Linked DNA regions of Mus musculus: region 2 is linked to region 1. The links are chromatin loops, found by intact Hi-C in ENCODE. Cell type or tissue: left cerebral cortex. All regions are shown on one strand. Links, peaks and the distances in the headings refer to the core of each region. The heading gives the core; the rest is flanking DNA. Region 1 holds the start of Zfp568 (zinc finger protein 568). Region 2 overlaps Zfp790 (zinc finger protein 790).

Evidence for each region. Hi-C counts contacts between places; a loop is a spot of excess contacts. Peaks named below come from ENCODE experiments on the same cell type or tissue, not always from the same donor. Only the 100,000 strongest peaks of a DNase experiment are listed, where the experiment ranks them.
Region 2: a loop joins it to region 1, with 7 times the contacts of the local background. A loop is called at or near these places in 2 of 42 quality-filtered maps.

What each region holds. Positions count from the first base shown.
Region 1 is chr7:29,982,540-29,985,444 of GRCm38, reverse strand. Zfp568 (zinc finger protein 568) reads right to left here and starts at 1,490. Exons shown (of 10, transcript NM_001167872.1): 1 at 1,217-1,490; 2 at 119-185. It overlaps Gm31735 (a long non-coding RNA gene), which reads left to right and starts at 1,924. Exons shown (of 2, transcript XR_001778074.2): 1 at 1,924-2,012. In left cerebral cortex, for the core only: a CTCF peak has its summit at 1,697; DNase peaks (open chromatin) are centred at 1,645 and 2,264; H3K4me3 peaks cover 2,026 bases; H3K27ac peaks cover 1,413 bases.
Region 2 is chr7:29,817,420-29,820,324 of GRCm38, reverse strand. All of the region lies in intron 1 of Zfp790 (zinc finger protein 790), which reads right to left. Among named protein-coding and RNA genes, the nearest start is that of Zfp790, 2.8 kb to the right of the region's middle. In left cerebral cortex, for the core only: no CTCF peak of the experiment used is centred there; DNase peaks (open chromatin) are centred at 1,396 and 1,582; H3K4me3 peaks cover 1,371 bases; H3K27ac peaks cover 706 bases.

The DNA of each region.
Region 1 (2,905 bases), core at 217-2,716:
TAAGTACACACAGACAAGAACAGAAACCAAGCCAGTGAGGGGGGTACCGAAACAAGGTAAATATAAACAATAAAAACGTGTTTTCAGTAGTATGATAATACAGCAGAATTAAACTCACCTATTAACAGTCAGGCCAGACAAATGAGTTTAAAAAACACTCAGCTGATATGTTGCTCATGAGAAACCTGAAACATAAAGACAAAGGGTTTGGAATATAAAATTTGTGACAAATGTAATTTGAGAGAGAGAGAGCTAGTGAGCAAGCTAGAGAGCAGAGCTAGAGAGTGCACACAAGAGAGTGCAAACAAGAGCACACTATCATCAAAGAGCACTTGCACTAAACGGTAACACCCAGTATAAAAGTATTTCTAGAGATTTCTTAATGTGGCAAATAGTTATTTTAATAGACTACAAGCTTACCCACACAACTTTTCTTTGGCTAAATATGGACACATTTGAAGCAGAGGTTTTTTAGAGTCTTTGCATGATCTCCCCTGTGCTCCCATAATCCACCGTGAAAAGAAAATATGTTTGGAATCAGTTCTTTTTAACTTGAGCACCAGAAAACAACAAACAGAGAGCAGATCTGAATTTCAACCAAATACAGCCTGGATCAGCTAAATGCAATGAATCTGCTAACAACGTGAACTGAAGGAATCCCAGTTGGTTTGCTATTGAGCTTAGGAATTTTTTTCAGCCATTATTAAACTAACTTCAGGGCTGGGAATGTAGCTCATTGGTACAGTTTTTGCCTGGTGTGATTGAAGCGTTAGATTTAAATTCAACACTACAAAGGTAAAAGAAAGAAAGAAGAGAAAAGAAAAGAAAAGAAAAGAAAAGAAAAGAAAAAGAAAAAAAGAAAAAGGAAAAGGAAAGGAGAGAAAAGAAAAGATTTTTTTAAAAATTAAATAAGCCAAGCAAGCCATTAGGTAATAATAGAAAGAAAAACTGAAAAAAGTTAGAGAAGAAAGTGTTGAAAGGGCGGCAATGAGGAGGGGGAAATCATTAGAAAGTACAGATTTTTTTTCCCCGTAGTTACGAGTTACGCCAAATGCTACACACCTAAGAACTCCGCGGTACAATTGCACACGCCACGCCATCCCCACACTCACCACACCCTTACTCAACCCCTTACCACCAAACATGGCCACGACAGGACACTCGCTCTCGCACAACCACACCCCCTCCAAATCTCCAGAGTAGCACAAACTCTTACCAGGTTTTTGGTTGCAGCTCCGAACAGGCTTGAGTCCCGCCTTCTGGCCCGGAGCTCTCCGCAAAGCTGTGACCCGGGATACTCCGAGCCCCCCGAGAGCCCGCGCCCAGCCCGAAGCCCACGGCCGGCGCAAACCGGACCACCCGTGCCTCTCCCGTGGAGAGGTCCCCGCAGCGCCACCAGCCAAAACCTCCCGAGACGCAACCTCAGAGACGCGGCATGCGGGCCACGCACGGCCAGCCCCTCCACTCGGGCGGCAGCGCGCGCCCGTTATGTCCCAGAGCACAGGTGCTCCCAGAAGGACCCGCGGCCCGACCCAACTTCCGGTCAGAGCTCGGCTGGCGTTTCCTGTGCTAGGGACAGGAGTCATGGCCGAAGGCGCCGAGGTGGCTGAGCCCATTAGCGCGGCGAGACGGTGACGCCGCCGGCGAAGCAGCGCTGGACGTGAGCAGCTGCGGGGACGGTCTTTTCCGGAACAACCAGAGGAGGCGCTGGGGGCGCTAGGTGGCTGTCCCTTTGTGGACTACATTTCCCAGAAAGGCTAGTGGCCTGTCCAGCCTCTCGGCAGGAGCCTTGCGACTGGGCGGACGCAGTGCCCTGGAATAGTTTTTGTGGTTGTTTGTAATACATTCTGATAGCTTTTCTATGAGGACATGAAATGTCTGGTCGTTGTGGAGTTGTGGCTTAAGTGTAAGACTGTGCCTACCTCTATGTGGCATCTTGCATGTAACCATGGGGCTCCTGTCACCCGAGTGGTTGTGACTTCAGAACTCTGCTCCTGGGAACAATCTCTGAGGTGAGGTTTAGATTCGCAAATTGGTCAGGGTGCCAGTTCTCTCCTAATCTCCATTCTCTACGCAGGATGGATAATGGGGACAAGGCTGGTAATGATCTCTGGCCTGGCCAAGAAAGACCTGGAGGGTCACAATTTTTTTATGTCTACTCCCAGTTTTACCCATTGCCAGGTCAGTTACCCAAAAGAGGCAAAGAATGCACTACAAACCACAAAGAGCCGGGCTTTCCTTTGTGCCGAGCCCAGAGTGATCCCAGGTATTGGACGGCCGCCCCCATCTTACTGCATGCCCGCAAGCCTTACTTTCTTTCAAGCTGCAGTAAAACCACCAGGCCTGGGCGAGCTCCCTAAAGGCTGAGATAAGACCTCTGTCTTAGAATAGCCTTGAGCCTGAATGAACATCCTCCTACCTGCCACACCCTGGGCTCCAGAACTAACCCTCAATTTACAAATTCCTTCTTTATTGTTCCCTGAACCTCTGCTCCTGCCTTTATGCTTCAAAAGGAGAAAGGAGACTGCTCTCTCCCTTTGTCAAAGGTCGAAGCTGACTTGTGACCCTAACCAGTTAGAAGTGTTTTCCCGGGGGGGGGGGGGGGGGGGAGGGAACGGGACGGGGGGAGGGTATAAAGTTTACTTGTGGTTTATTTCCGACTTTCTTGGTCCTTTCCTCATTATTTGCACACCCCATGACCCCAACATCTGAATGCCTCTGGAAGTACTTGCTTAATGACGACTTGTCATTTGAAAATAGATCCCTATATTGTCTCCATTGGAGAAAAGAATAGCTATACCTATTATTAAGTCAGAGAGAGGCATAGAGGTAGCCATGTTCCAAGCCTGATTGCAAGCTAGAATAATCGGCTTAAGTTTAACTGGTGGGAGACAGAGCAGGTGGA
Region 2 (2,905 bases), core at 113-2,612, 170 kb after region 1:
GTTCCAAGCATGTTGCTCTTGTAGAAGACCCTGGCTTCATTCCCAACACCCACACAATGGTATGGAGCGTCCATCATTCCAGATCCAGGGGGCTCGATGCTCTCTTCCGACCTCTCCAGGGAACCAGGCATGCACTTGGTATGCATACATATGCATGGGCAAACACTCAGCACACAAAGTTATCAAAAACATTTAAAACTCACAAAGAGTTATGCCAAAAAGATCAACTACCTCTAACTGAGAGGAAATTCAACTTTTTTTTTTGTTTGTATGGTTTTTTTTTTTTTTTTTTTTCGAGACACGGTTTCTCTGTGTAGCCCTGGCTGTCCTGGAACTCACTCTGTAGACCATGCTGGCCTCGAACTCAGAAATCCCCCTGCCTCTGCTTCCCAAGTGCTGGGATTAAAGGCGTGTGCCACCACACCCGGCAATTCAAGTTTTTATTAGACTTTTCTACCCTGAAAATGTATGGCTTGTATATTTGTGGGAAAAGAGATGAGAGAATCAATGATTGTATGTCTAGACAAGTTATCATTCAATTTTTAAATTAATTAACTTTATTTTGGCTTTCTGAGGCAAAGTTTCCTTATGTAACCCTGGCTGGCTGGGAAGTTACTAAGCAGACCCGGCTAGCTCTAAACTCACAGAGATAGCTCAACTCATCAACATTTTTTAAAGATATAAAAAGCACACACTTTTAATCTTGACACACACTTGTAATCTCGCACATGACAGCAAGGTCAGGAAGGTCCCTATAGCTTGAGTCAGAAGCAGTGAGAGGCAGAAGTCGGTTCTGAGAACACTATGCACTTTTTAACACCGGAGCCTCTCCTGGCCCTTTCTCTATTCTTTTATCTCCCAGTTGCATTTCTGCCATTTCACTCACCAAGAGAAAGCACTTCCTTCAGCTCCACACCCACTTTCAGAAAGTACAGTGTCTATTATTAAACACAATGCTCATTCTTTGTGTGTCAGGGCAGCTGCTCTACCGTGTTTACATACATGGCCATGTACATACAGGCACACATAACCTGTCCACTGAATGTGAACATCGCTTTCCGGAACACACACAGGACAAGGCAATCGCCCACGGCTCCCACATTAATCCCAAGTGTGTGTACCTCACCTCCAAGCTCGCATACTAACTCCAACGCTGCCAGCCGGGAACACCACCACTTTCTCTTCAGAACTCTGCGCTACACAGAAATGCCCTTCACCCCTGACCTCGGCTTTCATGGCCATTCTGATTTCAAGCTTTAAATTGGCACTCAATAAACCCCACAGACCCTAGACGTTCCTAGGGCTTCAGGCTTGAAGCCAATTGGGTTGAATACAACTCCCCGGAAGTTGCTTGGTCACAGTGCACTCTGGGAAATGTAGTCCGTCTCTGCATAAGCTTTAACAAAAGACTACACCACAACTGTCAATTTAAAGGCCCTGGCTTTAAACTCCAGTATTTCCATCGACATAGACCTTCTCCATACACAAAGCTAACATCTGTTCACAAGAGCTTCAGGAATTTCAGGACACATTGAGATGGCCAATATTGAGACCTACATACAGTTCTTTCCCAGCTATGCAAATGATGCCACTAGCTATCTTTGGACCAGAAATATCCATGGGTGGGATGGCTCTTGGGAAATGTAGTCCACCGCCTGGGAGCCAGAGAAACTGGCCTCAGAAAGATGACAAGACACATGGGTTGTAAAACAGCATCATACCAGAGGTGAGTTTGTACGGTCTACACTCCAACAACAAACTGGCTGAATCACTACCTCGGATCACACTAGTACCTGCCTGCTTTATGATGAAAGATGAAAAGGGATAGGTTTTAGTTGGTGCCTGATCCAAACCCCTGTCTTGCCTAAAAATCCATGAAAACCCTACCTTGAACTCAGGTTTGGTGTCTCTTCCACTCTCAGACAAACAGAAATACTTTAGTCCCATCCTCCAAATGCTCTTTAAAAATAAATAAATAAATAAATGTGTCTGGACGTCAGATCCCCTGAAGCTGGGGTTGCAGCCAGTTGTGAGACACCATGAGGGTAGTGGGGTTCAAAGCCAGCTCCTCTCCAAGAGCAGCCATCTCTCCATGCCTTTCAGTTATCCTTACAGCTGTGCTGTAAGTGCCTGCTCGCGGTTGTTCTTGTTCTCTGGTATACTGATGCCATTCCGTCCGACTGTTTGCTTGCTTAAGTTCCAGTAGAGGAAGATGGTTCATATCAACTAAAACTTAAGAGCCAGGCTTATGAGGAAGTCTTGAAGGCACTTCAATGGTGTCAGCCCCTCAATGGGCATCTGTGCCAGGCATGGTTCTCATTCGGCTACTGAGCTTAGAACTCCTTCATGGTTCTGTCCAGCAGTCTCTTGCTCAACTAGGCTGCATCCAGTTCAGTGAAGTTATCATCTCCCTACCTGAGAGTGGATGATGCAAGACTTGAATTTTAAATCAAATACCAACTCACTGGAAGGGTGTGATGGGGCTCCCCCACAGCCCTAGCTAGCACTTGGAGAGTGGAGCTGGGAGGGTCCGGGTTCAGCCCTAGACTCTGAACTGACATGTATCCTGTTTGAGACCAGCGTAAGCTACAGCCTATCTCAAAAACAAAAACTACCACTTGACAACTGTGCTTGGTCTTTAATGATGCTACCATATGTGTGTGTGTGTGTGTGTGTATATACACACATATAGATACATATATATGTATACATATATGTGTACATATATACATGCATGCCAGGCATGGTGGCCCACAACTGAAATATCAGCATTGGCAGATGAATCTTTGAGTTCACTATGAGTATGTATTTAAATAGTAAGTCCTAGGCTAGTCAGGGCTACATAGAGAGGCCCTGTCTCAAAAACAGAAAGGGAATGGGGCAGGCTTATGGTACTGAGGTTTCT